Linked DNA regions of Homo sapiens: region 1 is linked to region 2. Evidence: chromatin contacts called from ENCODE Hi-C or POLR2A ChIA-PET data. All regions are on one chromosome and are shown on one strand. The core of a region is the stretch at or near the end of the contact, and the rest is flanking DNA. Distances in the headings are between cores, read along the strand shown.

Region 1 (3,899 bases), core at 575-3,074, 64 kb before region 2:
ATGAAGCTGCTATCAATATTTGTCAACAGGTTTTTGTGTATTCTTCCTCTGTTTTTAGAAATACAAATGCAAATCCTGGTGGACTTTTGCTACAAAGACGTTATTTCCTTTAAAGCTGTAAGTTAAACAAGAGAGTCACAAGCCTCCTTGGACCATGACTCCTGCTCAGAGGCTCTGGCATCTTCTTGAGCAGGAAGCCATACCAGCACTGGGCTTCCTCCTTCTGGCTTCACATCTATGGGTGGGGCTCACCAAACCCCCAAACCATGCCCCCCCATTTTAAACCTGCTGTCAACATCCTCCATGATAGCCCTTTTTCCAGAAGCTAGGAAAGAAATAGAAATAAAAGCCCAAAGCAGATTTATCCTGGCTCAAGAAGACATTACGTATCTCAGAGAACTTTCAAACTAGAAACTGCCTTTTCAGGGGTTCTCTGCCCCTTATGAGAAGGAGTCACTGGGGCCATTTCCTCCTGTCTTCTTTCATTACATTTTGTCTCCTTCTATCTTAACACACCCTATAGTAACGGTGTGTCTATTTGCATCCCTTCCCATCCCCAGCTATACTTGACTTCTCTCCTGGTAGACTGTAAACTTCTTGGGGAAGAATCTAAATTTGGTTCATCTTTGCAGCCCTACCGAGCATACCTAGACCAATACCTCGCATGAGTAGCCACTCATTCAAGCATTAAATTAAAATAGATGAGATTTATTAATTAACTGCATCAGTGAAGACCAGACTTGGCAGAAAGAATCTATGGAAAAGACAGACCCCAAAACCATCATACAAAGAAGGGATCCACTTGGATTTGCTGAGGAAAGGAAGAAACACTGTTGAGCAGGGGTTGCTAGGACCCTAGATTGATATTCTGGAAAACACTCTCCCTCTGCCTCTCTCATGAGCACATACCGGCCCTCCAAGCTTCATGCATGGGAGCCTCCAGCTTTATGCAGGCTTTGGGAACTCAAGAATTTCTGAAGTCAGGTATCTCAGGGCCCTTCGATTCTACTATTAATATATCTGGGATAGCTGGTCTTCTGGAAGACCAATGACAGTTTCAAGGGAAACCTCAGACCCAGGCTCTACAACGTGCACAATTTTTCGATTCCCACATTCTCCATCCAGTTTTGGAATTAAAAATAATAATAATAGGCCGGGCGTGGTGGCTCACGCCTGTAATCCCAGCACTTCGGGAGGCCGAGACAGGTGGATCACGAGGTCAGGAGATCGAGACCATCCTGGCTAACATGGTGAAACCCCGTCTCTACTAAAAATACAAAAAAAAATAAGCCAGGCGTGGTGGCAGGAGCCTGTAGTCCCAGCTACTCGGGAGGCTGAGGCAGGAGAATGACGTGAACCCGGGAGGCGGAGCTTGCAGTGAGCCGAGATCACACCATTGCACTCCAGCCCGGGCGACAGAGCAAGACTCTGTCTCAAGAAAATAATAATAATAGTAATAAAAGGCTATGTGTATGTGTTGAGAATATGGAGGGGAAGGTTGGAAGTAAATTTGTTGAGTAAATATCCTCCAATCTGCGTAATTCATTGTAAGAAAAGTCATTAGACTCATATCAGGCCATCTTTGTGAAAGCCTGTTACATGAAATTGTTTGGACTTGCAACCAAGGCAAGAAATCCTTCTTTGGAAAGGAAACAGTTATTTTATTATAAGATAGGCTATCAATCTCAAAATAATTACTGATGGTCAAGGAAAGATTCAAGCCAATTAGGTTTTTTGCTCAAGTTGATTCCGTCCCCGCTTCCAGTACTCTTGTGAAGCCTTTATATAATCCAGAGCAAGTCCCTCCCGACCACAGGAGGTCACAGATGAGAGGGGCAGCCTGACCCAGGCTTCATGCAGAGCAGATGTCCCCACTTCAAGCCAATTTGGAAGCAGGAACTGTGCTCTCCAACTCTAGCCTCTCATTATCTGTTTATATGAAGTTCTATGTAACTGGAACTGCTTGGAAAACTAAGCCATGTGGAAGCCATTTAAAATCATTTCACTTCTAATTATAAACCAGATAGAGTCATTTTCATGCAAGGGCAGGAACACTTCAGAGACTGTCAGGGTTCAGAACATTCCTTGGGTGACAGGTGGCTGGAATATTTAAAGAACTCTCTGTGCCCAAGATAACCTTGACTAGAGGAGTGAGCAAGGGAATTTTAAAGATACGTGAAGTTTGCATATGAAGTTGGAGCACGTGAAATACTTACTCAGACCTGATTTCAGAAAATGCATTGGACAGGTGGGACCACTGGGTTTCCTTGGGAGGCCACAAAGTGGGAAGGATAGATGGCTTTGGTGCTAGACCGAGCTGGGCTAAGTAAATGAGTGAGTTATAAGTCTCTCAGAGCCTCAGGTTATTTATCTATAAAAGATGGGAAATGCCTATTTGCAGGATTATTGTTCTAAAAACTAAATGAGGCTGGATGCAGTGGATTATGTCTATAATCCCAGCACTTGAGGAAGCTGAGATGGGAGGATTGCTTGAGGCCAGGAGTTCAAGACTAGCCTGTGCAACATAGCAAAACCCCATCTCTAAAAAAATTAAAAAAAAAAAAATTAGGCATGGTGGCACACACTTGTAGTCCTAGCTACACAGGAAGCTAAAGCAGGAAGATCACTTGAGCCCAGGAGTTTGAGGCTGCAGTGAGCTATAACGGTGTCACCACACTGCAGCATGGGCCACAGCGCAAGACCCTGTCTCAAAAATAAATAAATAAAATCTAAATGAGATAATGTATGTGAAACCATCTAGCCCTGTGTTCAGCACATGGCCGCTCCATCACTACATGATAATTATAGTCCTACTTATTATTATTATTATAAGTCATAATTATATGTTTGGAATAGTAGGTCAGGACTGGCCTACCACATATGACTGGCTGTGCTTATGCAAGAAGTATTTACAATGGCCCAGGAAAAATGAACGAGAGAAATACAATCTCCAACTTCAACATTGTTACATAACTCCCAAAGCTTTTTACCTTTTCCCATCTTCCTCCCCATTCTCAGCCCTTCCAGACAGAGTGATGCATCTGAGAAATTCAGTGTAGAATACAACATTCAGGACTAGGGATTCAAGGTGACCAGGGGATCAACTTTCTTGATCTTGCAGGAAAGCATATGTACAACTCCATGAGAGCTGACCTAGTAAGCTGAACCATCAGAGTCATGGAGGCCAGAACATGGTTGGACCAGATGAGCATGTCCACTAGTCTGGACTCTAGGGAGAAATGGTTACAAGTAAGGGATGTTACTGACCTACGGTCCCAGGTATGATCAACCCTGGTTTGGTAGTCTGCCCACTGGAAGTTTAAGGAACTGTAAATAAAACAATTATTTCAACAGCACTCAGTTGCCTCATTTGATGAAGCCTGGGGGGTAGCTCCTTGTAAATCTACTGCATTTCATCAGTTGCCCATAAATTTTAGACATGTCAGTGGTGTTTATTTTCATGGTTGGACAGCTCATCTTGGGTTACAGCTTGGTAATCCAACCTACATGTGAAAAAAGGAGTGCAGATGTAAGTCAGAAGAAATATTCAAAATATTTTGACAGCCAGGATGACACTAATACAGACCAATCAAGCATGAGCTCTGTAGCAGGAAGGACACTGTCCCTTTCCACAAAACGGATCCAACAGCACCAGTGCATGTAGGCCGAGTTCCCTGAATGGAATTAATTTTTCTTCACACTGGTAGTCAGAATGCACATTTACCAGCTACACTAGCTTTATACAAAACTTGAAAGCCAAGTTTAATCCTGTGTGATTAAAAACCCTGAGCGCCACATTCCCTCAAACTGGGCTTAAACACAGAACTCAACAGGTTTGTAATTACATGCAATGCCACTCTCTGGCATGACTATAATACCATTTTACAACACAAAGGAGA
Region 2 (4,252 bases), core at 124-2,623:
CACTCACTATCACAAAAGCACCAAGGGGGAATCTGTCCTCATCATCCAATCACCTCTCACTAGGCCCCACCTCCAACACTGGGGATTGCAGTTCAACATGAGATTTGGGCAGGAACACAGATCCAAACCATATCATATGCCTACTAACTGTACAGTTATAAAGTTAGTACTTTTCCTTTAAATCAATTCACTAGTTTTAACATATGTATTTAGACTTATCCTACACAATACTGTCTGCAAAATTATGGGGCTCAAGTACTCATTGTATTTTTTTCTAAAACACATGAAAATATATAACTGTGACAGCTAAACTATCAAAACCACACCTAAAATCATCTCACACACCACTACTGGTATCCTTCCCCACTTGGGGAAATATTGCCTAAGGACTCCTCTGATCTCAGAGAAATGTTCCCCACTTCTGGGCTCTTTTCAGTAGTTTTGAGGACTTGCTGCTTTATATTTGTTGACACAACTTAGTTATTTTAAAATGTTGTTTGCTGATTGGGTACAGTGTATACGGCTCGGGTGATGGGTGCACCAAAAGCTCAGGAATCACCTCTCAAGAAGTTATCCATGTAACCAAACACCACCTGTTCCCCAAAACCTATTGAAGTAAAAATAATTTTAAAAATTAAGTTTAAAATATTGTTTGCTGTGTGGGCCACATTCGTAGAACAAATCCACCTATCTCAAGAGCCTGATATCCTGACCAGCTGCTCCGGACCTTATAGTCTAGGCTGGATGTCCCTGGAAGAGACACCACTTCCTGAGAGTGTGTCCTTCCTAAGCTCCCCCAACCCACCTTCTCTCTCCCAAGCCTAGAAAAGCTGCATGAGCTCCCTGGTGGCCCTAGAGCGCAAGGACCGCTATGGTCTCTCTTATGATAACCAGTTGTCACAGACAAGGACGCACTGCTCACTGGATCTAAATGTGGTGGAGACTGTGACCTCTTGGTCCTTCTTTCTCTGCCAACTGCTCACCCCCTTACCCTCCATGCACCCCTGTGGCCAGGCACTGTGGGAGGCATTACGAGTACAAAGGTGACTCAGGCCAGGTCTCTGCCCATCTCACAGCCTATAGGGAGACAGACAAGAACACGCAATGGGCGTGCAGTGAGAGAGGAGGCGTGGCAGGGGATGCTCAGGGACTCACGAATGAAAGTCTGGTTTTGCACCCTCCTCCACGCTCCCCTCACCCCCACCTTCCCACCAGCTCTGAGCCCTTGCTCCCAGCCCCTTCCTCATCTCCAGCTGTGCCCCACCCCCTCTTTGTCCCTCCTCTCCCATGGTCCTAAGCCTTGTCCCTGGAATTGCTGGCATTAAAGAGCTCCCTGCTCCTCCCCTCATCTCCCAAACCCAACTGTGACTCATCCACCATCCAGAGAACAACCCAGTGGCTGTCCGCTTAGTCAGCACTTAATAAAGCATTGTTCAGTAAAAAGAAACAGTTCCAACAAAATTAAAAATAATCTCAGCAGTAGGCTCAAATATTAAATCTTCCTTCCAGAACATAAATCCTACAAACACTGGAGTCTGCTCTTTGCACAAGTGGTGAATCACAATTATATAATTTATTTATCTGGAAACTACATTCCTCACTTTGCATTTCCTTTTTTGCCACACTGGATTCAATCCACCATTCCCTACTTGCCCAAAATCTGTTTTATTGTTGTTTTCGGCAATGGCTTAATTGCCAGCTGCATGGGCAGCGCTCAGCGCCAGTGCCCTTGAGTTCTGTGTCACCTTTCCTTTGCTGCTCAGAATTCCCTTTGAGAGCTCCAAGTGTCAACAGGCATGATCATTATTTGAGTCACCTGATAAGATACAAGAAGAAATGTCACACAGGCTGCCAAATGGGACACATTATTGCCACGTTCTGTGCCCTAAAGGAGGGGCCTAGGGCAGTCCCAGCAGATGGTCTATGAGCTCTGACAGCCAGACGCTGTCACAAGGGCATCAGATATCTTGAGTGAGCCGAATCCTCAGCATGAACAAGAAAGTGACAGCCGCCCTCTTTGCCCAAAGTAAAAGAATGAGCTAGCACTCCTCAGGGCCTGAAGTGGGCCTGCACTTGTCCGGGGATAATGAAAGCTTTGGGCAGCTACCCAAGATGTGGCCATAACCCCACTCGGAAAGCAGTAAGGGGCGGGGGAAATAGCGACAGGCCGGATGTCCTTACTGAAGGGCTGGTGCACGTGCACGTTCCCAAAGCCGCTTCCAGTCCAGAGCAGATGGCAGAGAGGCCGGATGTTCGAAAATACAATGGCCTTTGTCCCCTTTTTAGTAACTGTCCTGTCCTACCCCCCAGAGCTGGGCCATCAGGGCCGGCTGGGGCTCCCCTCCACTAACTCTCCTCTGCACCTTGAAGAGGGCCTGAGTTGAGGGCCCCAGCACTCCGAGAGGAGAAGCTCAGAGGCCCGGTAAAGAGAAAGTCAGAGGAAACACCGGGGCTACAAAGGGCTTCAGGACAAACTCTGAATGTCCCCATATGACACGCTCTCTGGCCAGCCAGGCCCCAGGCCAGTCCCGGTTGCCTTTCTGTGGGTTTGCCGTGTATCTTGTCCGCCAGGTTATTTCTGGCAAAACTGAGACTGTTGCACAAGGAGTGGCCTCGGGAATCCCAGAACTGCCTCTCTAAGCCAGCAGAATCTAAAATGGTCCAGGGTCCCCAAATCCGGCATCACCCTGGCGTCTAAGGGATTGGGCTGCTATCTCTGCTCCTCGGAAGGCCAGAGATCAAGAAAAGAAGAGAGACGTTTTCCATTCCCTCTGTGGCCCCACAGCCTCTGATTTCTCCAGTAGCTACAATGGAGCTCATCCCCTGTGTCACACAGCCAAGCTGGGTCTCTCTTTCCTCTCCTATCCCTCTGGGTCTCCATCCCTGGCAGCCATTTTGGTTGCTGCAGCGTCCTGGGTCTTCTCAACCCTCCATGGTCCCCCTGAGTGTGCTGGGTGTGTTGGGTGAGCTCAGAATGTTAGCTAACCCTCGCCTCCTGCCCTTCCTAAACTACGGCCGCCCTCCCTTGCCATAGATGGGTCGTCTTTAAATGAGTAAGGCTGCCAGGGTGACAAGCGGTTATCACTGGCTGTCACTGAAGCTTTTTCGCCTACTGCTCTGAGGCCTCAAGGCCTAGCTTTGCTGGAGTCCACCCTGACCCACCAACCGGGACCAGGACTCATTCCCCTTGTCAGAAGGCCCCGCCCCTCTTTTCATTTTGCCGTGGAGGAACACCCACAGTTCCCGGCTATTTGCCAAGCCGCGAGATGACTGACACCAACTGTGCCCAATGAGGAATCCACCTTCTGGGCCCACACAGACATTTCCTTGCAGGGGCTGGAAAAAGTGCAGTTCCTTCCTGTGGGGTCTAGGAATCCCCGAGACCAAACAGGGGAGCCTTTCCTGCATCCGGGCCCGCAAGGAGAAGCAGGACTCTAGGAAGGAACCAGGGTTCTCATATGCAAAGCCTCTCAACCAAACTTGTCTGAGAGGCCCCTGACATCTCTGTTTGGAATCTTCTCTGCACATGTCCCTTCTAGGTTTTGCGTTTGACCTTGACTTTGTTCCTTGGCAAAGTTCTTTTGAAATTCCACCCAGCCTTGGCCAATCTAAAGGAAAAGGAATCTTGTCCTCACATACACATACAAAGGAGAGGCTAAATGTAGTTAGAGGCCACATGGCACCAGAGACCCAGGGAGCCAAGGTGGACTGGAATAAAATACTTACACCCGGACAATAATCCAGGGCAGCTGGAGGGCTCTTCTCTTCCTTAGGAACACAACAAACAGCCTCACGGTGGCCTGTCCCTTCTCTCCTGACCAGTTTCGGGGCACCAGCTGTTGGCCTGAACACCTAGGAGTGTATGGTAACCGCACCTGACCGCAGGAACTTAAGCACAGCCTGAGAATGGCCCTGTGTGGCAGGCACACCTGAATGTATCTTCCAAGCTAGGGAATCCAGGAGTCGCCAACCTGGAGAGTCCTTCCTTGTCTATGAGAAACATCTGAGGCCCCAGGCTGTGGAACACGGGACATAAAGGGAAAGGTCCAGGCCCAAGTCTGGGTTGAATGAAGATCCCCAGGTGGAGGTTGTTAGGGTGAAGGTGCTAAGTGGAAATGCTATAGAAACTGCTTTTTGCAACCGGTTGTGGTTTCTCCTGCCCCCGCTCACCACCAGCGGACTCTCTCCCCTGTATGTAAGCCCCAGTAAAACCCCATGTCTCGTTTGCCAGTCTGGGTCTCTTCTTCCACCT

What was found. A loop is a pair of places that touch in the nucleus more often than their neighbours do. ChIA-PET counts read pairs that join two places held with the same protein, here RNA polymerase II (POLR2A). Pooled maps may share reads with other maps.
Region 1: a pooled map shows a loop between it and region 2 (3-fold over the local background). The contact joins two enhancer-like sites. A Hi-C loop is called at or near these places in 3 of 168 maps with a recorded cell type or tissue (Right ventricle myocardium superior, ovary and posterior vena cava) and 2 of 50 pooled maps. POLR2A ChIA-PET finds 5 or more read pairs at or near these places in 2 of 52 experiments (WTC11 and activated CD4-positive, alpha-beta T cell).

Annotation. Positions count from the first base shown.
Region 1 is chr2:219,707,634-219,711,532 of GRCh38, reverse strand. No RefSeq gene overlaps it. Among named protein-coding and RNA genes, the nearest start is that of LINC02832, 20 kb to the left of the region's middle. RefSeq lists an enhancer at 3,542-3,899. Within about 2 kb of position 1,824, at least 2 of the 41 ENCODE cell types and tissues checked have a DNase peak (open chromatin) inside an H3K27ac peak, as active enhancers do.
Region 2 is chr2:219,642,937-219,647,188 of GRCh38, reverse strand. No RefSeq gene overlaps it. Among named protein-coding and RNA genes, the nearest start is that of SLC4A3, 17 kb to the right of the region's middle. RefSeq lists enhancers at 600-1,369, 1,370-2,140, 2,912-3,683. Within about 2 kb of position 1,373, at least 10 of the 41 ENCODE cell types and tissues checked have a DNase peak (open chromatin) inside an H3K27ac peak, as active enhancers do.